3 separate regions of the Homo sapiens genome follow, and all the other regions are linked to region 1. The links are chromatin loops, found by intact Hi-C in ENCODE. Cell type or tissue: OCI-LY7. All regions are shown on one strand. Region 1 holds the start of LOC107986709 (a long non-coding RNA gene). Region 2 overlaps AUTS2 (activator of transcription and developmental regulator AUTS2). Region 3 overlaps AUTS2 (activator of transcription and developmental regulator AUTS2).

Region 1 (8,000 bases):
CCCTCCGCACATGGTCTCCTTTGTCCTGTCGCCGCCGCCGCCGCCTCGCTCTTAGCTCCGCGCGCCGCGGCGGCGGCTCAGGCCGCTCTTCTCCGCCTCGCCCTCCCGCCGGCCGGCCCGGGACGCGCCTTGTTAGCCCCCGCCGCGCCAGCGCGGCCCCGCGCGCCGCAGGAGCGGCGGGGAGACAGTGGCGAGCGCGGGCCGGGCGATCTCGGCGGGCGCGCTCCTCCCGCCGCCCGGGGCCTCGGCCGCGCTGGATGTGTGCGCGCGGCGCCGGCTCTCGGTCGCCCCGAAGCTGTTGCCCGGTTCGGATCTGGTTCGGCGCCTCCGCTCTCGGACTTTGGCGAGGAAGGAGCCCAGAGACTCTTGTGGACAGAGCCGGGTCGAGAGTTGGGCGTTTTCTCTTCGTGTGTTTTGGTGGTTTCCCCCCTGGTCTTTGACGATCGCCCTTCGGGAGCCCTGCTAAAGAACCAAACCATGAACTTGGGGCTGACCGGACCGTTTAACCCTTTGCAACCAGGTAATGAAGCCCCCGGGGCGCGGCTCGCTTGCCTACCTCTCGCGGTCGGAAGGGAGGCGGCCGGATCGGGGGTCTTTTGTTGCGGCGGCCGGGCCGGCGGGCAGGGGTGGCAGGGGCGGGCTTCTCCCGTCTGGCGCGCCCAAGCGCCCCTTCGCTACCCCTCCTCCCTTCTTTCCTCCCCCCTCTGCGGCCCTGTCGCCCGCCTTTGTACTTTCCTCCCTCGGCCGGCCGGGCTCGGCCGGAGCTGCGCGGTCGTGCCCGGGAGGGCCTGGCGTTCGCCGCCAAGCTCCGATGTGAGGAGGGGGCCGGGGCCTGCGTCCGCTTGAGCTGGGGGCCCTAGCGTGGCGCTGCCCGCTCCTGGGGTCGCGCTTCCCCAGCGCGGAGGTCGGGATCCCGGCCCGCACCCGGTGCCAAGGGAGGCGAAAGGAGATCTGGGCTCGGGTTCGGCAGCGGGAGAAAGAACTCGCGCTTAAGTTTCCAGGAGGTTTCTGTTTTGTTGTTCGAAAGCCCCCCTTCTCGCCTGTGCGGGTGCGGAGGGCGGCCCCCGGGGTCTGCGTCCGAAGGGAGTGAGGGTGGGCCTGAAGCAGGAATCGCTGGGTCCCACCCCGTCTGCACGCACGGCTTTTTATAAGTTTTCCTTATTCTCCGCGTTCCCGCCTCCAATCTGTTTCACTTACTTAACTTTCCTTTAAACGCCAACTACGGCTTCTAGCAATATTTTTTTTACATCCAAAAAAACAAAAAAACATATTCCCCCTTCCCTTAAATAAAAAGCAGCCAAAAGAGAGCTTTGGTTTTCTGTCAGTTTTAGATTCAACCACTTCATGCCCCTACCCTCCAAAACCGAGCGAGGGGATGAAAGGAAGTGAGTAAAATCTTCAAGTCTGTAGCGGGTAGAGGTGCCCCCGTGTTCGAGAGAAGGAAGAGCTCAATTCGTCGGCTCATTCTGGGCTCGCCGCTTTTCCATTTGAATAATAATTTTTTTTAAAAAGCCAGGAAAATGGTCCAGGTAATAGAAGGAAATGCAGACTATTTTCTGAAAGCAACGAAAATGATAAACATCCCCAAGATTCAGACCCAAGGAACAAATCATTTGTACAAATGCCCTAAAACCCTAAGTAGAAGGAAAGTTCGTTGAGGAAAAGCAAAGGGTACTCGTGTCGTTTCCCCTGAAGATTTTGGCAAAGAATCTCTCTTCTGACTTGTTAGGACAGTGGCCGGCCACAGTTGTAACCACCTGGATAGGAGAGAGAAGGGATCCAGAATGTTTTCACGGTCAGCCAGAGCCCCATTGCAGTCGTCATCTTTTGGGTGTTTTTCTGGGGAGGCCTTTCTGAGACACCCCCTTTCCCAGTTGCAAGAGGCATGGTGTCCAGCCCTGTGACTTGTATCAGCCAAGTAAGGGCTTAGAAAGCTTTTAGTCGAAGATACACTCCTAAGCCTCTCTGAATATCCGGTCAGACTTACTTCCTTAATAACTTACTGATCGGCATCATAATAATGGCATCCTCAAGTTTGGTTCAGACATGAGGATCACGTAAGTGTCTGTCTGAGAATCCCATGTGGAGCTGACAAAGGTGGCAGAAGCAAAAGGCCTGTTCACCCACAGCTTCTGTCCTTTTCACTCGAACACACACACACACACACACACTAAGTGCAAATAAAAACTTGGTCAGGAACCATTTACTTTCCCTGTTTATGCTTTTTGCATTCAGAGACAGTAATTTGTTTTTACATTTCTTGGGGCCAATTAGAGTCACTTTAATAGGTAATCCCAGAATTTTCAAAGGTTATGTCAGTTTGGTAAAACACTTTAATAAACAGGCTTTTTTTTCCCCTTCTATCAGTTCATTAATTTTGTAAGCCATGAATTTAACATGAATTTACATTCAAAAAGAATTCCAACCCGTTCTAAGAAACACTTTTTCATGAAAGGATGGTAAAATACACATATCTCGAGTTTTTAGCTGGGAAACTCACAGTCCTAGAAATCTCACTTAATATTTCAGTGTAGCATCATCATGCAATTTTTGGCTTTATAACTCACTATTCTTGATCTAGGTATGACTTGTTTCTCTCCCATTAACATTTTTTTTTGGCAGTTTGTTTTTATGTAAAGGTACTGTTATATATAGTTTAAGATGTCAGGAAGGCCCTCTGTATTTTTCATTATTCCTGCAAAATAGGAAAAAATCTATCTAGGGTTTATGTTAAACTGCATGTATAAATGTATGCACTTCAATGTTCGTTTTGCACATACATTCATTGTTTCTGGATTGGTTAATCATATGGACACCCCCATAAAAGTAATGTTAGAATTAAAATAAAGCAAAAAACAGTCTTAATACAAATATTTTGTCTTTCTATATCACTTGCATTGAGAACTAGAACATGTCCCCCAGATGTACACAGGAATATTTCATCTTTGTCAGTATTACATGGAAAGACTAAATTGAATATCCTCTTTGTCCCTAAAAGCTAGCCCCAGAGTCAAAATATGCTGCACTTCAGAATTCCCCCCCCCCATTTCCTATATTTCCTTTTTCCATATTTATTCAACATTCTAGGCTTTTGCTTTCTCAGAATATGCATCTCTGTGTATCAAGTGTGAAAGATGAGTGATTTCTCATGAGGGTTATGTAGTGAAAACAGCACAAATATAGCTTGGCCATTATAACTTTAAATGCAGATATATCCTCACGTTATGTAGTGGAGATGCTTAATTTTTATTTTTTCAAGTTCTAGAAATATTCAGTGCTGAAACATTACAGCATTTTCCTTCAAACCGACTTCCATGTTTATTTTCCAGAACATTAGTGTATAATTTAAATTGGCTTTAGTTTTACTGTTTAAACAGGCTTATTTCACCTTCCTCAAGCCACTGTAATAATTAGCAGACATGTTCTCTAGAAAATGGAAAGGAAATAATGCTGGTGGCATGCATAGTGGTCGGATTTTGGGGCAGGCCGGCTTGCATCTTTTTGAACACCAAGGTCGTTTGGTTACTGCAAGGGACAGGGATCTTGGAGTCATCAGATGAATCTTAAAAAAAAATTAATTTCTGGCAGTGTTGGCTTACACTTTTTAGTGAGGAAAAGCTTAGCATTAAATAATAGGCATTTCTGATTTGTGAAAGAAAATTGAAAAATTGGCATGTCTGCAAATACCACGAAAAACATAACATTTCCAAAATAATGATCTGTCAACGAAATTGCAAAATCATTATGTGAATGAGCTGAATTGCTTTGTGTATCATCTCATAGAAATATGTTTTGCACAGATAATGTGTCTAATAAGGACACATTTTTAAAATCAGATTTTTTTCCCCCCAGCAAATAGCTGCACTGCAGGTCTCTCTCAAGCAGTCAACTAGCACCACCTTATGGATGATTTGGGGACATTGCTGCTTCCCTGCTAGGCTTTCGTAAAATGTAGTCAACTGATTTAAAATAATGGGAATGTTGATGGTGATGACAATATTAATGACAATAATAATGCTTTTTTCCCCCTTCTTGTTTTTCAGGCATCAGATGCCAGCTCTGAAAAACTCTTCAACACTGTTATTGTAAACAAAGGTAAGACCCATTCATTCTCCTGAGTAATGGCTTATTTTTATGTTAGTTTCATTGTCATTGCCTAGGAAGAAAGAAGAGCTAGAGTGATCTTTCTCTTATAATTCTGAAGCTACTGTTGATGTTTCATGTTTTTGCTTGAGATGGAAGTCTGCATACTTTGTGATGCATTAACATTAACAACCAGTTTATTTTAAAAGAATACATTGAGTCCCTATTTAAACTGATTTGACTAATCACTACTACTATGTGACTTTAATATAGAAAGCTGTACTCGAGAAGAATAGTTCTCAAAATGCCTGAACTTTATTGTTACTTATCAACTACCCAGCAATAGGAGAAATATAAATAGCTGATGTGCATTGCAGACTCCAGTAATCAATGGATGTTTAGAATTCACAGTATTATGGTCATAAACCAAGCCTTACTCTGCTGTGGGCTTTCTGTAAAGTTAATAAACGAGCGAGAGGGCAGAATTTAAATATGCACTATCCCATTAATTTCTTCCAAACCACGATCTAGAGTAAGAGAGGCTAATGATATAGCAGTACATTAAGGGAAAACTAACCTTAAATCATTGCCAGTAGGTTTCTGCGCAGCTTTCATTTGTTAGCAGTATCGTTGGAAATAAGGAAATTTAGGGGAGTCTGTAATCACTGGCTCTGAAAGGTGTGTAATTTGAAAGGGACAAACCATATAAACTATTTAATCTTCCCCTTTCCACTGTCGAGCCTGATTTAGGGGCTGGCATGATAATTGCTAAGTAAAGATGTGCTTTCTGTGATAATCTCTTTCTGGGTTACATGGGCGACACTTGGTAGCACTTGAACAGACTTGGGCCTTCACAAAGTGAAATTTGAGACCATTTCAGCCTTCTGTAGTTGCCTTGGCTAGCATTTTTGCTAGCTGGTTAGTAAGACATTTCCAAGTGCAGTTATTTTGAGCTCCCAGATTATTTTAGAATTTGAACCAATTGCAATTTTAAATAGTACATTATGTTTAGAGTTCCCTTGAGGTGTATGTGATTGCCGTTACTCCCAGAATTACTGTCATATTGAATTTTATCTTTTTTTATTGCATAATGGAGTATTCCAGTTTTATATTTCATCATATTTTCTGATGGACTGAAAGTTTGTATAAATGTGTTATCCATAATGCTAAAAGCCCAATAAAAGAAGATGTGTGCCATTCATAGCATACAGTACTCGTGTGTAAAAATGCACAATTGTCTACCACTTGGCGTTTCCTTGTGAGAAAGGAGGGTGATGGGAGAGGGAGACTGGGGTAGAGGGCAGGTCACCAAAGGCAGGGCTTCTTCGTTTCTGCAGCCCCCCAGGACCTCTGCCACATGTGACTGTGTCTGTCTTCTGCTGATTTGCTACTGAAAGCTTTGGAATGTATTTCCCCTTTCTGGGATCAGGCCCTAGAATAAGAGTTGGCTCCAAGACCTGCACTCTGGCCGCCACTGCCCTGAAAGATTGTCTTCAGGGCGGATGAACAGCTCGCCTCTGCCTCTTCCCTCTGGTTCTTTCCCCCCCTTTTTTTCCTTTTCCAATCAAACGTTTCCCACATTCTTATTTTTGTTTACTTACAGAGTGTGATTTGTGGCATCTATTTGGTTGTGAATAGCCCTCCCCCTGACAGGGTGCCTTTCTTCTGAGCTGCTTTTCTAGGGGTGATTTAGTTGCCTTGAAAGGATTAAGGTTTCTTTGTGTACACTAAAATCAACATAGGCTTTTTCTAAGCTTTGCTTGGGAAACCATACACAAATAAGCATTTTAGTTGATGGCAGATTATTCCTTTGCCCCTTATTTCCATCAAAATGGCCTTTCTTTTCTCCTCCAGAGTTTCCCCTTAATGCCTTATGCTAATTCCTGTTGGTAACATGAATGACAAGAGACGGAATCAGTGCGAATCCAGGTGGTGCAAAGTAGACTGACTGGTATCCCGCACCCCCTTTCCTCCCTGGGGAGAAAGAGATTAAGGGGGGTGTGGAGGGGGAAAGCATCGGGGACAGTTTTGTTAAGGGGATTAGTATTCAAACTGCTAAATATCAGGAAAACAACTTCAAAAAGGGATTCATTGTGTAGCGATAATGTCAATAATTGCTTCAGGACAGGTGCAGAGTCTCCTTATAGGCTTGTGGTTTTGGGTCTGTTTTTACTCCGGGTAGTGGCAGTGTTTACAGGATGAATGGCTGACAAGGCCTTCAAGGAACTGTCAGCTTCATGCACATCAAGTTCAAGTTTTCCTGCAAGGCGGCCTGCCTGCCTGAAAGTCAGGTCTCCTATCTTTGTCCAGTATCTTTAGCCAAGAGCAATAAAAAGCATCATAAGAAAGGGCAAATTTACACCAGGTAACAAACACAACTGGGGAAATCTTCAAAGCCCCAGCTTATGGGACAATCTAACCAGAGTGCAGGGGAGCTGACACGTGTATCCCTCCACCTCCAGATGTTTAAGTTACACATCACTTCTCCCTCTCAAGAGACTGGTAGTATTCTGGCCTTAGAGGAGTGTGGCTTTAAGCTGCTGGTGAGATTATGCTGCTGAGCCTGGTGGCAGGCAGATTTGGTCCATAAAATTTCACCGTGGGAGGGCAGTGCTAATCTCACAAGCTGATTGTGGTGGGGGTTGGGGGGGCGCAGCCCTGATGTTGGGCTGCACAGTGCGGAGATGAAGCTCAGGCAGAGGCAGCAGGGGCCGTGGCTCGAGGCCCATCAGTCAGCTTGTGAGCTTGAATAAGTCATTTACCCTCTTTAGGTCAAGATTTTCAATCATAACAAAACCTATTCCAGGGCCAACATCTCTGGTGGGGATAAAACAATTAATTGGGAAGGGGCAGGGGTTGAAACAGAGTGGATACAGTGAGTATATTTTATATCACGTTTGTTCATCGATTTTATTTTGACTTTCCCTGTGTTATAGATGCCATCCAGTTTCATAGAGATTTTTGTGTTTAGGTGTTCCGAATGGTCGTTTTCTTCTCCTGCCTTTTATTTCCTGCTTTAAAACAAGTTAATCAAACAGCACATGCTTGCATGTACACACAACATGCCTAATGAGGACTGAGCATTTCGAAAGGGGTGTGGCATTGAGCAGGGCTTAGCGTTGTAGACACAAAAAAACAGTTTAACTTTAATCAAGGTCATAGTTGCCATATTTAATCTTTATGTGTTTAAATGTTTACAGGATGTTCATGTGAATTTTATGAATCCTTCTGTCTTTGTGATTCAACCATCTGCCAAAGAAAAAATTAATTTTCCCACTGAGACAGAGGCACAGAGAGAGACTTAGTAACCCTATTTAGTTGATTGAAATGCTATAGGAGCAACAGGACCTGTACCCCAAATTCTGGGGTATTTATTCTATAAAGGAACTTTCAGTCTATTCAACATGGCTAGTATTTATTATCCTCTCTTGCCTACTGTAGATCCTTGCTGGTGTCACCAGTTTGGTCTGTAGACAAAAGTGCAGAAAATGAGTTCTTTGCTGCACACAATTATCCTGCCAAGATAATGAATCTTTCCTAAAACTCTTGGATTGCTCCAGAGCAGAGCTGCTTGAGGAGGAAAGAAAAGAAGGGAAGCCTGTCTGGGAGGAAGGACAACACTAGTCAGGCGTCAGGAGTTCTGTGGAGCCCTCTGTTTATAGGATGCCAGTCCTGGCATGTGGCTGTGGTCTAGGTTAGGGGAAGAGAAAAATCCCTGAATTGCTCTCCCTTCTTGGTTCAGAGCCCTCCTTCCCAGGATTTAGCCCGTAACCAAGACAAGTCACAGATAGACGATGACAAGTCAAGACAACTCATAGATAGACGGTGAGAGGGGCACAGTGGTGTATTTTACCCCGTGACTTTCTCACCCCTTCTCTTTCCTTCAACTTTGTCTCAAATTGCAGAACTGGGTACTC
Region 2 (8,000 bases), 660 kb before region 1:
GGGAATCATACTTGACTTGGCTAGAACAATTAAAAGCTGATCTCTTTTAGAAAGTACAGTTTTGTTTTACATTAATCTTAACACAGAATAGTGTATTACACCTAAAGTGAATACTCTTTTAGGCTGGGTAGGGGCTGTCCCGTGGTTTAATATTGTTTCTATCATAGGAGAAGCCTTGGTTTCCTAGTTTCCCACCTTGTTTCTCCTCTCTCTGCCCCACTGGGATTCTAGCTGCTTCTTCACTGCATTTGCTCACCTCTTCTTCTCCACAGTCCTTTGGTCCTTGAAATGCTGTAAGAGCAGAAATAACAGCTATCCAGAGACCTTCAGATAGCAGATGTGCCTTGGGCCTGTGGGTCTGTGGCTCTGGAGGGCTAGGAATTACAGAAGAGTTAAAAGAGAAGGCCTCTGCCAGCAGGAATTCCGAAGACACCAAAACTGATGTCACTGGCTGTGCAGGCACTGAGCTAATTCTTTTGCCAATCAGTTAAATCACCTACCAAGAGTGTTCATTGTAAGTAACACTTTCTTGCCATTTGGTGGGGATGTAGAGGGACAAAGGATGCAAAAGGCAACAGGTTCTTTCCTTGTAAAACTGTAATCTAATTCTGTAAACAAGCCATGTACCTTTGGAAGGTCATTTTGAACTCAGTCCTGGTAAATATTTGACAGGTGTTTTAAAAAAATAATTATATTTATACAATCTATAATGGAATATTATGCAGCTTTTCACAAGGAGGAACTCCTGCCATCTGCCACAACGTGGGTGAGCCTGGAGGACATTATGCTAAGTAAAATAAGTCAGACATGAAAAAAAAATTGCATGATTTCACATATGTAGAATCTAAAAAATAGGATAAAAATACAGAGAGAGAATAAAACAGTGGTTACTAGGATTGGGTTTGGAGGAAGGAAATGTGGAGATTTGAGTCAATGGATACAAAGTAGCAGATATATAGGATGAAGAAGTCTGAATATCTGTACAACATGAGGACTATAGTGAATCACAATGTACTGTATTCAGGATTTTTGCTGAGTGAGTAGGTTATAGCTGCTCTTGCCACAGGCAGGAAAAGTAAGTAACTGTGAGATCATGGATATGTTCACTTGTTTTCCTATAGTAACCTTTTACTATATATATGTACCTGATAACAACATCATGTTGTACACCTTAAATATCCACAATAAAATGTATTAATAATTTTATTTAAAAATATTTTAAAATGTGGACAATTAAAAATTTTTTATATAATTTTTTGGTAGTTATAATGCTCTGTTCTTTTACAAATTGTGAGCTGGATACTCACTACTCTTCTTTTAGCCCAAATTGAGAACATCTGGAGGCATTTTTATGTGATGACTAAAAATACGGTAATTGAGTTAGACTGTATGGGTCTGTACCCTGCTCTGCCACTTCCTGGACATGTCTCAGTTTTCTCATCTGTGTAATGATGATAGTAGCGTCCACTTCTTGTTGTTATTATAGGATTAAATAATATATTACATGTAAAATGTTGAGTATAAAACCTGGCAGATATTAAGCACCTAATAAATGTTAGGTATTAAAAATATATAAAGTATGACTTCTGCTTTCGAGAACTTAACCTATAAATATCCTTTGATACCCCGCCCCCCGCCCTTTCCACCTTGATTTCATTTACACAAGAGCCAAGTGAAAGAGTAGTGAGAGATGAAACTAGGAAAGCAGGAATGAGGCAGTGGGTAGAGAAGGATATGTCCTGACCAATGGCATTGACAGAGTGGTTTTGACAGGTGAGTGTGGAAATGGACTGCGGTGAGGGAGAGTGGAGGTAGTGTTGAGAACCCGTAGGCTCTGGCAGCAATGTGGAGCTTACTTGCAGCATAGCCTCCCTTCAACTTGGAAACCAAGCATTTCAAAGTACCTGGGAACTTTCTTCATCACATCCTTCCAGCATTTACATTGTTTACAAATGAAGGAGGGAATAGAGTATATTTTATTTTCTGATAACTTTCTGGGTTTCCAAAGAGAGAACTGTAAAACTTTGATAAACACATCCATAAGAGTTGCTGCCCACACGGTTTCAAAACTGGATCTCTTGAGCTGGGCATAACTGGTCATAGGCAGAGAAACGTTGACTGGTGATTTATACCTTATACCCTCTCATTAAACACTCTTACCTAACTACGCAAATTAGGCTTTTAAAAATAGATTATTTTTATTGTTTAAATGTAGAAGAATATATCTCAGAGTTATAGGAAATTTGCATGGGTACATGTTTATAATAAAAATCCTGCCACCATTTATCATAAATGGCCTTGGTTTAGGAGTTTACACAGTAGAGAGCTCAAACCACTGGCTTTGCTATGAAATAGACCCAATTCAAGCTCCATCTCTTAAAAAGCCATGTGAGTTTGGGAAAGTGGCATCACTTTCCTGAGCCCTGGGTTTCTAATTATTATTATTATTATTTTTGAAACGGAGTCTCACCCTGTCGCGCTGGAGTGCGATCTCAGCTCACGGTAACCTCTGCCTCCCGGGTTCAAACAATTCTCCTGTCTCAGCCTCCCAGGTAACTGGGACTACAGGTGCCCACCATCATGCCCGGCTAGTTTTTGTATTTTTAGTAGAGACGGAGTTTCACTGTGTTGGTCAGGCTGGTCTCGAGCTTGTGGCCTCAGGTGATCCACCTGCCTTGGCCTCCCAAAATGCTGGGATTACAGGTGTGAGTCACCACACCTGGCCAGGTTTCTTATTTTTCAAGAGGAGTTATAAGACCCACAAACCTTACAATTATTGTAAAAATTGGTAATAATATATATGAAAAGTCCCCAGCACAGTGACTCCTGCCTGGTAAGCAACCCACGAATTTTACCTATTGTCAGCATTGTTTAGATCACCTTTATTTAACTTAGTTATAATGGGGCTTAATTACAAAGGGGATCCATATTCTAAAAGCAAATACTGAAACAAATTTTTACAATTCACTACCGGTTCTTCAGATTAAGGTCTTCTGATCATGGTTCAGTTTGGGTTTTTGTTGTTGTTGTTGTTGTTTTTTCTCCCCAAGATGCAGTCTTGCTCTGTTGCCCAGGCTCAAGTGCAGTGGCGCGATCTTGGCTCACTGCAACCTCTGCCCCCTGGGTTCCAGCAGTTCTCCTGCCTCAGCCTCCCTAGTAGCTGGGATTACAGGCGCCTGACTAATTTTTGTATTTTTAGTAGAGATGGGGTTTTGCCATGTTGGCCAGGCTGGTCTCCAACTCCTGACCTCAGGTGATCCCTGCCTTGGCCTTCCAAATTGCTGGGATTACAGGTGTGAATCATTGCACCCGGCCTGAGCTACTGCGCTTGGGCCATGGTTCTTAATAGTAAAATTATTTAACGAGATTTTTCCCAGTTCTTACTGGTAAAAATGTCCTGTGGTTTAAAAACGTTCAAATTAATTTGTTGTATATTTCACATGACAGTGATACGAGGGATAATTGATTATTTGAGGTATTGATTTGACCTAATTCAGCATAATAATTTACTGATTTTCATTCAGTGCATGCTAAGTACTAAATCCAGTCTTGCTGGGTACAGAGAAACATACATTCATTCAAACATCATCTCTTCTCTCAAGGAGCTCACAGTAGAACCTATTTAAATTTAGGCAGTGGGGAGCATGAGGCTGCAGAGAAACAAACATCCAACTTTATGAAAAGACAAAATTATGGAGACAGAAAAAATGATCAGTGGTTGCTAGGAGTTGGGGAGAGGGAGGAATGGATAGGCAGAGTGGAGAGGATTTTTAGGGCAGTGACTCTGTATTACAGTGGGTACATATAATTTTACGTACGACCAAACCCATAGAATGTACAGCACCAAGAGTAAACCCTAATGTAAACTATGAAAGTTGTGATAATGATGTGTCAGTCTAGACTCATCCATTGTAACTATGTACCAGTCCTGTGGGGAATGCTGATAGGGAGATTGTCCATGTGTAGGGACAGGAAGTACATGGGAACTCTGTACTTTCTGCCCAGTTTTTCTATGAACCTAAAACTGCTCTGAAAAAAGTATTAATTTTAAAAAGTGGTCTTACTGCTTTGGAGCACAAGTAAATCATACTAAGAAGACGATGTTTAAATTAATATACTACAGATACAGTTTGCTTTACTGAAATGCAGTATATGATGTTCAAAACATATATCTTTAAGTAATAGCCATTTTACAAAGGAATTGCATGTTTTTACAGGGAGGTTTCACTGGCCTATTAGGGCATGTTGGCTTGGTGGTACAGCTAAGATCTAATTCCTTCTGCCACCAAGGAGCTTTGTGACCGTGGGACCACCCAGGAACCTCTCTGGCTGTATTCTCTGCAGAAAGACTTAGGACAACAACATGGCATGCTGTGTGGACATGATTTGCTTTGTTGGGCAAACTGGTGGGATTGGTGGGGTGGATACTCTCTAATGGAGGTTAAAGGTCCTGAAGCCACTGCAGGTTACCCTGGGGCGCCATTTCTGTGCTCTGGATTAATTCTTTGCTCAGCTGTTAAATGTCTGTGTCTGGAAGTGGAGATACACAAGATGGGTTGGTCCCCATGGCTTTTTATACCTCAACAATTATTTCATCCAGTAGATATCTATACTAACTTGATTGTAAACATTAAGTTTACATGGGATTTCTTTAACACATCCATTTTCTAAGAAAGTGATCCATGTGTAAGTATAGAGTGACCAATGAGAAAATAGGGTAATTCCCACACACCCTTCCAAACTTTACAAGGAGTGAAATAATATAAATTAGCTTCCTCTAGTGATAAAACTGCAAGAATTTTCAGGCAAAAGAAAAACAGTTTAGTAGCACCATCTACAGGCTACTGAAGAGGAAAACTTCCTATGTGGCTTTTAAATGCAAGGAGTTTGTGGAAAAGGGAATACAAAAACTTCATACTCTCTTAAAAAAATATTATCCATAAAATATACTAATTTTAGTATTTTTGTTCTTCTTTACCATGCATTCAATTCATTTTACAATATGTCTCTAGTTATCCTGAACTAGTGGAATATAGACTTGATTATGTGTTTTCATTAGGATCCCTGTTTCATCCCCATGCTTACAAATTTCTCTCCCTCTCTGTACTAATGATAAGAATGAACTGTGAAATTCACATGAATTCCAGTAGTTTCATTGATAGTAATTCACAGTATAAGACTTGAAGCACAAAGCCTGCCAGCAAGGGATGTTTCATCTTAGCTTATCTGTATACTCAAAGGATTTATTGCATCATTTACTTCCATTATGGGAGGAAAAATAAAAGCAGACACTCTTGGGTATGTATGTATATGTGTTTGCCTTTTTTAAAACAATGAAGTTGATTTATTACCTTCTGGGTTTAAAATCTTATCTGAGCCTTTTCTGCCCCTAAGATTCTGTGATTCTATAATCAGAAATAGCTTGGGGAATGGATAATTATTTTGTAAAGGAATCTAGAAAACTTGTCTTTGAATATGATAACAGTGAAGGTAATATTTTCATTCCCAGATACCCCAGTTTTATTATCTTTTTTTGCTAGTTTTATTTTGTTTTCTTATAAACTATTATCAATTTTGGTAACCTGGAAAATTTTATTGGATTCTCCAAATAACTGGATTATAAAGTATTTATGGAATTATCAGAGTTGTAATTTTCTGTTAGAAATGGCTTATTAAAATTAACTTAATGGCCTCCTTGTAAGTTGTTGGTGGAGTTGCTGTTTCATTCATTCATTCATTTCATTGTGTGTGTTATTGGAAAGTGGGTAAGAGTTACTGGAATGCCTAGATAATAAGTTTTCAGTAAAGCATTACACATTGCAAGAAGCCAATCTGCACCCCCACCCACCCCCCAAAAAAAAATTGAGCATAAATTATAATTATTAGAACAATCTTACTTGAACAGCATTATTTCTTGGAGGAAAAGAGGAATAGAGGAGATACATATTGAAATAGTTTGCTAAACTAAAGAGGAATTCAAAGGATAAAAAAATTGATAATGAGATTTTCAAGGTTCCTGTTGAAACAGATGAGGCAGAGCCTATCAAAACTGGAGCCAGGAGTGATAATGGTTTTTAAGTTTGTGTAGCTTAATTGCTGATGGTTTAGGTTGATGGAAAACTTAGTAATACTGTTTCCAATTTTTTCCTCATTATTTTAAATGTGTAAAAAAATTGTGCATTAAATACTGGAACCTTTCTCTGAAAAAAAGTAAAGCAAGTTCTAGTATGAATAGAGGTTTAAAGTAAGGCACTGCCTCGTCGTCCTATAGCTAATATTTTTCCCTGTTTTTCTTGCACCAGATGGCACTGTTTAGTTCTATTTCACAATCTTATTCTGGAACTTTCTTCGGGAGAATCTGTTTTAGCCCAGGGTCACCAGTGACACCTCTCTATTCTGCATGAAGTCTTTATGAATGCTTGTAAAAGGTCACTGACTCAGACATGAAGCTGTTTATTTGAGGTCTTGTGGTTCTTTCCAGTTGCACATTTGCTGTGAGGTGAGCCTAATAAACCAGCTGATAGAAACCTACATGCTTCTTATAGAGTTCAGCCAGTATTTTGCTTGGAGACATATTGCAACAATATGATTTCAGCATTCTCACGGCCCAGTCTAATTATCTGACACATTTTGGAATTATTTTATATGTAAAAGTAGAGCTATAAGCAGAAGGGCACACTCACTAAAAAAAAAAAAAAAACCTTGCAGAGCTTAAAATGTTTCATGACAGTCTGTTGAACTATAGATTTATCAAATTAACTTGCAAAAATAAAATTTAAAGAACCTTTCCTGACTATTCCCAAGGCTGACTTGGAAGGAAATTATCAATGACCTCTGATGTCATTATGCATAAATGGGGCAGGTCCATAGCCAAGCTCGCCTCTTTGCTGCACATAACAATAAAACATCCTTTTGGAAGATAGAATTAGCTTTATTTAATAAAAATGCCAGGGTCATATTGTAAGACTTATCTCTGTGAGCTTTGCCCTCCCCTCCCCTCCTCTCCCTTGAATAATACAGAAACGTTGGACATAATTATGACACAGATTTCATAAGGCTGCTTCTCCTTTTACAATTATATTTTATGAAGAACAGACAATGTTTTCTTTGCAAATTTTGAAGCTCCTTCATTTTCTGAATGCATTGGATTTGGTACTAAATGCTCTCTCCCGTTTGCATTTCCTTCTCTCCCTCCCTCCTTGCCTCCTTCCCTCCCTTCCTTCCTTCCTTCCTTCCTTCCTTCCTTCCTTCCTTCCTTCCTTCCTTCCTTCCTTTTTTTTTTTTTTTTATTTTTGGTCAGTGTTTCACTCTTGTTGCCCAGGCTGGAGTGCAATGGCGCAATCTTGGCTTACCACAACCTCCACCTCCTGAGTTCAAGCAATTCTCCTGCCTCAGCCTCCCGAGTAGCTGGGATTACAGACATGCGCCACCACGTGCGTCTAATTTTGTATTTTCAGTAGAGACAGGGTTTCTCTATGTTGGTCAGGCTGCTCTCGGACTCCCGATCTCAGGTGATCCGCCCATCTCAGCCTCCCAAAGTGCTGGGATTACAGGCGTGAGCCACTGGGCCCGGCCTCCCCTTTGCATTTCACTGCTCTATGTATTCTCTTGGTGGTGATATGAGTTGAAGGGTGGGAGTAGGGGTGGAGAGCCCTCTCTAGACTGGAGCTATGAGTGCATAAGTGAAATCTCATTATTTCCATCTTTAAAAGAAGGAGTATTGGCGTGTGGTGTTTTTAGCCAGCCCTCCCTCCTTTCCTCTCATGCCCATCCACAGGCCATTGACTGGAAGGCACAACAGCTCCCAGCACAGCCCCTCCTCCTGCCGCTGGAGAGGTGTTGGGACTGGTGTGCTGGTTTCCAGGTGCAGGTCCTCCAGGCTGAGCCACAGCTCTCTGTAGAAGTAAGCATGAGACAGGCTGCTTCCATAAATCAAGCCCTGAATTTTATTACAGTGTTTATGTAACCTCAGTTTATGTGCTATAATTCTTTGCTGTGTT
Region 3 (8,000 bases), 460 kb before region 1:
ATTGTCGAGATTTCTGATGGATAACAGTAGTTGTGAAAGACACAAGGAGAATGGGAGGGAAAGGAATTGCTTAATGGACCTCACATAATTGTGACTATGACTCCAGGTCTGCTGCGTTTAGAAATGGAATTGCGGGCAGATACATTTGTCAAATTTAACTTAATCCCTTGGCTTTTATCTGATGTATATTTTTCCATTAACACAGTATACCTTTCATCTCTACTTTCACACAGTCAAACAGCGTCTAATTTTTGGTGGACTTTCTTTTCTTCTTTTTTGATGCTAACATTATCCCCGTAGGGTCCTAATCAGGTTTTAGACTATGGAGAGAAGACCATAAGAATCACCAAAGCGGAATTTCCCATTGCTGGTAAAGAGATGCCCAAGATGCAGAAGGCTTGAAATAAATCGGGCATGAAATAAGTGGCGTTACAGCCCTATACTGGCTTTACCGCAAGGGTTAAATTTGCTCAGTGTCTGCAATTTCACCTTTCCTGATTGTCATACAGAGTGAGATCATTGTCCAAAGGTTGATCATGTGGAGGATGTATGTGCTTTTGAAGTGATCAAACTAAAAGAGAAAACAAAGCTCATGGCTGAAGTCATCACACCTGAATACCATCTTGTGATGTCATGGTTTTATTGGTATGAATTCTAACCAAGCTGTGGGCATTTAAGTCATATTTGTGGATCAGAAGCCATAGATATTTGCGCTTCTCATAGGCTGTGCTTTTCTGATACTTTGATCATTATTATATGGTAACTAACATATATTAATATATTAATGTATTATATCATATTTATTTAGACCCCAGTATGGATACTAAATGGGATAAAGCATATGCCAAGATTTTTTAGGTCTTGGGATTATTTAATTTTTTTAGAACTGGCGTTCATTGATTGTCATTCACGTTTCTCTTCACTTCCTTATGAAAAGTTTCTCAACTCTTCTCTCAGTATTTTCTTTTCCCCTGTGAGATATGTTTCCTTTTACACTTTTTCATTCCTCTACCAAATAGTAATAATTGCAAACATTTATTGCATGTTTATGTGTGTACCAGGTGCTATGCCAGTTGTTTTTATGTGTATTTTCTCAGTTGCTGTCTTAACGGCTCTGTGGTATTTTTATCCTTGGTTTACAGATGAGGAGACTGAGCCTCTTTTGGTCTCTTTCCCCCTTTAAAGATAAACTCCTCCTATCTCCTTAAACTGAGCTTGTAACCTGGACCTCTGATTCAACAGCCCACACCCCAATTTGTATTTGGCTATTTGTATTGGGCTATTTGGGTGGTGGTCCTTTGAATGTTGTTGTGCTAATGGAGGCCTAAACGTTGAATCCCGTGAATGGAAACCTCTTCACATCTTTACTGCTTGTCCTGGGATCTTCACACCTGGAATATTGATCTTCACCGAGTAATTTGGGAAAAACAGAGGCAGAGGCTGGAAGCTGCTCACCGTCCTATGGCAGGGCAGGTAATGTCCTTAATGAGATGGGCTTATTCCAGTGGAGCAGTGGTGGGGAAGCAAAAGCTTGGTGTTCTCTCCTCATGGTTGCGAAAATATTCACATAAAAGATTCACTAGCTACTGTTAATAATTGAAGGACTTTCCTCAAAATCCATGTATTATAACGGTTTAATATACTAAAATGATTTGGAGGAAATCGGCCTCAGCATTGGTGAATGTGTTGACATATGAAGCTATTATTTTTATAATTCTTATTTTAGAGATGGAGTCTCACTGTCTCACCCAGCCTAGAGTGTGTTGGCAAGATCATAGCTCACTGTAACCTGGAACTCCTGGGCTCAAGTGGTCCTTCTGCTTCAGCCTCCTGATTAGCTGGGACTGTAGTCACATGCTACCACCCATGGCTAATTAAAAAAAAAAAAATGTGTGGAGACAGGATCTGACTATATTGCCCAGGCTGGTCTTGAACTCCGGGCCTCAAGTGATCCTCCAGCCTTGTCCTTCCAAAGTGCTGAGATTACAAGTGTGAGCCACCCCACCCAACCTAAAGTTGTTTTAAGCTTATTGTGTGCATGTTGGTTGTGTCACCAGCCGGGAGGGGCTTATAGGCTGCAACACTGTTTTCTTTCCTATACTACCTTTATTATCACGTAATAACTAAAATACGTACTATCTGTTTTTAGGTGGATGCTCTGCTTCTCTTGATAGATATGAAAGCAGGATACCTATCTTCCACCCCTGTGTTTTTCTTTTTTCTTTTCTTTTCTTTTTTTTTTTGAGACAGAGTCTCACACTGTTGCCTGGGCTGGAGTGCAATGGTATGATTTCGGCTCACTCCAACCTCTGCCTCCCAGGTTCAAGTGATTCTCCTGCCTCAGCCCACCATGTAGCTGGGAGTACGGGCACCCACCACCATGCCGGGCTAATTTTTTGTGTTTTTAGTAGAGACGGGGGACGTGATTTCACTGTGTTGGCCAGGCTTGTCTCGAACTCCTGACCTCGTGGTCCGCCCACCTTGGGCTCCCATCTACTCAGATGTCCTGTCTTCACAGGGGCCCTCTTTGACCACCCTCTGTAAAACTGTACTCATATTATTCACTATTCTTTACCTTGACCCTGTATTTTCTTAGCACTTATCACTATTCGATATAACATTTTATATTCTTCACCACCAACCCAGACTAGAATGTCAGGTCCCTGAAAGTGAGGTATGTGCCATACTCACCACTTTCTCCCCAGTATCCAGAGTGGTGTGTGGTACATAGCGAAACTCAGTAAGTATTATTGAATGAATGAATGAACACAGATGACTAGAAAAATTTCTAGAAAATTTTAAAACATGGGCATATTAGCCATGAATTTAATTTATAGTTTTGTTGTTTTCTTTTGGGTATTCAAAAATATAATTTCATTTGTTTATATCTCTAATGAGATAGTACAGTATTTGTGATTCTTCTAGTGTGATGGCATGTACAGTTTCATTGGTGAGTATATGTGACCTACTGTGCCAGGTGGAAATGGAGTGAATGAACATTTTGGGGGGAACTAAAAAGCAATTTTCAACCTTTTTGATAAGCTAGGTTAATACTGTCTTCTCAATAAAAAGTACTTTTTCTTCCTCTTATAATGTTCATGGTCTTCATCTGTATGTGTATATTGCCGATTTAGGAACTAAAGCCGAAATGGATCTCAGACTATTTCCCACAGACTGGTAGCTGTATCCCCTCTGTCAGCAAGTATTTGATATCTTCAGTGAAAATTGTTTCTTTTTCCACTTTTAGCTTCTGTTTAGTTTTACAAGTCTAAACAATTTTTGGCAAGTGCTAGGGGCTCACCTGATGCACTTTTTAATGCATTCCACTCCTCGTTGTTATTTTCTCTGTCCAGTACACATGGTGCTCCTTCCCCCTCATTGCCATCCCACTTTGGCAGAAAGCATTATGGATGCTGTGTATGTAGACTCATCACCCAAGCCAGCATGCATGGGAGAGGGGGCCTCTAGAATAATAATTGTTACTTGGTGTTCTCTGTACTACTCTGTTTAATCTCCCTGCTTACCACTTACTGCCTTCGTAAAGTAAGCTCAATACAATTATTTATTGCAATTTGTGTAGAATGTCAGATGTGGAACAGACTTTGCACACTCATCAGATCCAGCCCCTTTGTTATTTAGATACAAAGACTGAGCCCTCAGAGAGGAGTCTTGCACTAGACTCTAGACCTCCCTTGGGCAGGGGACTTTCTTGTTCACTGTTGATTCCTGCTTGTCTAATACAGTGTCTCCATGTAATAGGTGCTCAATAAAAAATATTGCATTTTTCAAAGTCTCATATGTAAGTAGTGATGGCAGGGCCAGAACTTGAACCTTGCATCTCCTAGTTATTTGTTCATTGTCACTGCCACAATTATCTCATTGTAGTTTAAAGAGAGTCAGCTTCCAGTCTTTTAAAATACAATTACCTTTAATTCATCTGTGGTAAACAAACAGCAGCTGTCTCTCATTGGCATGGCCGCAGTTCCACCACTGAGCAATTCTAGAAACTGACACTATTAACCATTCTGCTAAAAAGGACTCTTCTACTCATATGATATCCTGGCTGTGTCCAAAGTGTAATATTTAATTGCATTTTCTTAATCTTTACCACTGTATTGCTAAGCTTTCTAATACCTTCAAAATACCAAATCTCAGGCTTATCCTAATTAAAGAATCTCAATTTAATCCATAATGCATGACAATTCAATTTGTTGATTGCTTTTTCTCCCCCTCTTTGTGAAATTCCCGTCAAATGTATTAATTCAACATGATGAATCCTGTATTCAACCCACTGGAGTGAATAATTAAAATTAGCTGATAAAACTTTCAGCAGAATTACTTTGTGAAATTGCTGAACAGATGTGTCATTTTAATGAAAATCCACAGACAAGCTCCTTCTCCCCCTCGGCAGGATAAAAATATTATCCCCTCGGCACATACTTAATTTGGTGGTAAATACACTCGGAGCGATTGCTGGAAGGGAAGAAAAAGCAACTTGTCACACTTAGTAACTTGATTTTTCCCCAGCATGCAGTAACAGCTATCTACAGTAATTCATAGTGCTCTATTGTTGCTGCAAGTCCCAAAGAGAACTTATTAAAATGCAATAATCTCCTATTTAAACAGAAACAATAACCATTAAATTTCCTGTGGATCCAAAATTGAGCACAAGCCCCATCTGGTAAGAGTGATTAGAGGCCTGATGAGGGAATTTAATTTGCAACATTCAAAGACTAAATCTGAGCAGATCTTGTCACCTGGGACTCGAGTGCTGCTTGCTGTCTTCTTAAAAATCTCGACCTAAACTGAAAATGGAATGTAGAAGTGAAAATGTTACCCAGGGGCCACCCCCAACAGTATTGTGTTTCATTATGTCTCCAGCAGGCCTAGTGAGCAGAGGGGATTTTAGTGCTGTCCGCTTTAGCTTTGCCGGCAAGGCCTTTTGACAGGACCAACACTAATGCTGTCATTTCCTCTACTGCCCTGTGCATCTGTCATGTGGCTGCCCCTCTTAGATCGTGGACTGCCTGCTCCCTCCCTTCTTATTTACTTTCCTCTTTTAGCTTAGCAAGTCCTCTCTCTAACTTTAAGAGTTCTCTAGATCTCACCAGTCTCCCTTTCCTGTCCAAGGAGTCAGATGCTTTCAGCAGGCTACTTTGAGCACCACTGTATCATGCTTTACATTTTATGTCTCCTCCTTGCCTATAGACAGTACCCCCTCTGAGTTTATTATTAGTGTTTTTTTTTTAACTGTAGGAGGACTAAGATTTATTGCATGTTATTAGTAAATACAAATTGTCATTTTCCTCCTCTTCTTAGCTTTTCTCTTACAATCCCCCACCTTATTTATATTACTTCTGAGCTCCAGAGAAACAAGATATGCGTGCACTCATCATCAGAGAGATGTGTTTCTGTGTATGTGTGTTTGTGTGTGTGTGTGTACATGCACTTGTTTGTGTGTGGTTATAGGCCTGATCAGACAGATGTCAGTTTATCAATTAGTAGAACTCCCTAATTAAGTATTTGCTTTGAGCAATAGAGCTCTTATTGGTTGTGAGGTAACTTGGCAGGAGGGAGGCAGTTACCGATGTAATAGAGATGCCTGAGCAGATAGTTTCGTTGAGCAGATACTATTTGATGTCCTTTAATCATCAGACTCCTCCACTTTTCCTTCTTCTGGGCTCCTGATTTATCCCTAAACAATCAGAGCCTCTCCTCCATAATTTTATGAACTACAAAATTTACAAAAATGTTTTACAAACCCTCTGCCTCCCCAGTATCTTCTCCAGCCCCCATGTCTTGGGGCAGGCCACATCAGGTCTCTCTGGCTGCTTCCTTTCCCAGGCCCTACTACCTACTCTGGCCCATCATATGTCTTTTGAGAAGATGATTTTTCAGTTCTTTTCTTTAGTTTAGAAAATCAGAATTAATTGATTAATTTTTAACCCCTTCTACCTTTCTCCTCCCCTACCATATGAATTCATGCAGAGCCAGCCCTGCAACCTAATTTTTTTTGTTTTGTTTTTGAGACAGAGTTTCCCTCTTTTTGCCCAGGCTGGAGTGCAATGGTGCGATCTTGGCTCACTGCAACCTCTACCTCCGGAGTTCAAGGGATTCTCCTGCCTAAGCCTCCTGAGTAGCTGAAATTACAGGCACCCACCACCATGCCTGGCTAATTTTGTATTTTTAGTAGAGACAGGGTTTCCCCATGTTGGCCAGGCTGGTCTTGAACTCCTGACCTCAGGTGATCTGCCCACCTGGGACTCCCAAAGTGTTGGGATTACAGGCGTGAGCCACCATACCCGGCCCCTGCAACCTAATTTTTAAGGAGAGGTGGTAAGGTTCATTCCATGAATCATACCACTTGGAATTCTTGAAAAATTAATTGCATTTATTGCACACCTACTCTCTGTAAGGCAATGTACATAAGAATGGAGGAGATACTAAGAAAATTGAGTCCCACTCCTATTGCCGATCGGGAAAGTACGGCATAAGCACATGAATATTTAGAGGTCCTGTGGTTTAAGTAACGGTAGGTAAGGAATCATTGGGCCAGATGGGATCAGTGACTCACTGAATATTATAATCAGAGATGTGAGTGCAGAATAAGGAGGAGATATGACTGGGGACTGGTGTAGTTCTTAGAGGTTGCCTGAGCTGGCTAGCGTGACATTCCTACTAAGCAATGAGCCTAGCAACCAGAATCTCCCAGCCCCGGTAGCCAAGGAGCACAGGTGGTAGGCTATAGAAGGAGATTTAATGCAACACAGCTGGGTTCAATATGGTGCCTCTTTCAGAGCCCTGGCTACAATTGATGTAACCTGGTAACTAGTAGCTTTGACTTTGATGTCAGACACATCTGGTTGTGAATATTCCCTGAACCACTCTTAAGAGTTTCTCAACTCTTTGAGTCTGAGTTTTCTTGATTGTAAAATGGTGTTTGATAATACATATGTGGTTTTCATGGGGATTTTGTAAAGTGCCTGGCATATGGAAGGAGCTGGGTAAATGATGGTAGTACACTTATAATCTTAAGGGCAGAAGGAATGAATTAAATACAGAGTGAGGCCTAGGGACTCTTGCTATGCTCCCTCCTGACTCCGGTCTAGTATTACTAACATCTTTCCAGAAACCATTCTTCTTTATGTTGGTTTTGGCCCTTTGTGTCCCCATCTCTAGCCCTTTATTCAGTTGGTCTGCTCAAGGCTTGCATGCCATTTTTGGCATTGAACATGTGATCCTCTAGTTTAATATAGCATGTGCAATATGGTAATTTAAGAAAATAAATGTCTGTATGCATAGAAAACACAGCATCCTCCTTTAATTCATGGGTTTATGGGAGATTACAGTTTTCTTTTAGTTTAAGCCTACAAAGTGTTTATAGTAAAAAAGTTTCAATGAAATGATTTCCAATTTATATTTCCTTTTCACTCACCACCACAAGTCAGAAATCAAATCTTATGCTTAGAAGAAAGCAACTCCAGGACTGTATCCACTTCGGGTTTTGAATAACAACAGTAAGGTGGTCTGACTCCAAGATTAGGTCCTTGTTGTTTGGACATATCTAACAAGGAACTCCATCCCCAAGTGCTGGAGAATCCATGAAGTCAGTGGTGTCTTATGAAGCTTGAGCAATTGGGAAGCCTTCCCAGTCAGCTTTTTGGCCTCCTCTAGGTCTTAATTACAAAGCGGATTCATGGTCCTGCCTGAAATCTGATTGAGACATAGACTCCTCTATCCCAAATGATATCATTATCAACATTGGTTCCCTGTGGTACACATTTGTCATATTCATTATGATTTGTACCTAAGATTCCAGGCCACAATAATAGGGTAAGAGTGTATAATGGGAAAAATAACACAAATCGTTTTGATTTTCTTTAAGGAAATTCATTGCCTTAACATTACATACTTGCCTTTGTTTTAAAACTCACTCTATGCCTTATCTAAGAGGAGTCAATATAAAAGATTTTAATTTTAGCCCCATATGCTGTAGCTAT

The links. Hi-C counts contacts between places; a loop is a spot of excess contacts. Peaks named below come from ENCODE experiments on the same cell type or tissue, not always from the same donor. Only the 100,000 strongest peaks of a DNase experiment are listed, where the experiment ranks them.
Region 2: a loop joins it to region 1, with 6 times the contacts of the local background. A loop is called at or near these places in 62 of 110 quality-filtered maps.
Region 3: a loop joins it to region 1, with 9 times the contacts of the local background. A loop is called at or near these places in 3 of 110 quality-filtered maps.

What each region holds. Positions count from the first base shown.
Region 1 is chr7:70,694,526-70,702,525 of GRCh38, forward strand. It overlaps AUTS2 (activator of transcription and developmental regulator AUTS2), which reads left to right. Exons shown (of 19, transcript NM_015570.4): 6 at 4,044-4,095. It overlaps LOC107986709 (a long non-coding RNA gene), which reads right to left and starts at 2,131. Exons shown (of 2, transcript XR_001744947.2): 1 at 2,004-2,131; 2 at 1,310-1,757. RefSeq lists silencers at 1-10, 111-290, 621-750, 911-980 and an enhancer at 5,436-6,403. In OCI-LY7, CTCF peaks have their summits at 3,899 and 4,114; DNase peaks (open chromatin) are centred at 166, 1,396, 3,876, 6,256 and 2 weaker places; H3K4me3 peaks cover 2,464 bases; H3K27ac peaks cover 1,135 bases.
Region 2 is chr7:70,036,334-70,044,333 of GRCh38, forward strand. All of the region lies in intron 2 of AUTS2 (activator of transcription and developmental regulator AUTS2), which reads left to right. Among named protein-coding and RNA genes, the nearest start is that of AUTS2, 440 kb to the left of the region's middle. In OCI-LY7, CTCF peaks have their summits at 435, 4,820 (motif pointing left), 5,028, 6,318 (motif pointing right) and 1 weaker place; a DNase peak (open chromatin) is centred at 4,828.
Region 3 is chr7:70,233,427-70,241,426 of GRCh38, forward strand. The region is part of intron 4 of AUTS2 (activator of transcription and developmental regulator AUTS2); the gene reads left to right. Among named protein-coding and RNA genes, the nearest start is that of AUTS2, 640 kb to the left of the region's middle. RefSeq lists enhancers at 3,819-5,203, 4,512-4,621, 4,642-4,811, 5,132-5,211. In OCI-LY7, no CTCF peak of the experiment used is centred here; a DNase peak (open chromatin) is centred at 4,895; H3K4me3 peaks cover 1,023 bases; H3K27ac peaks cover 1,893 bases.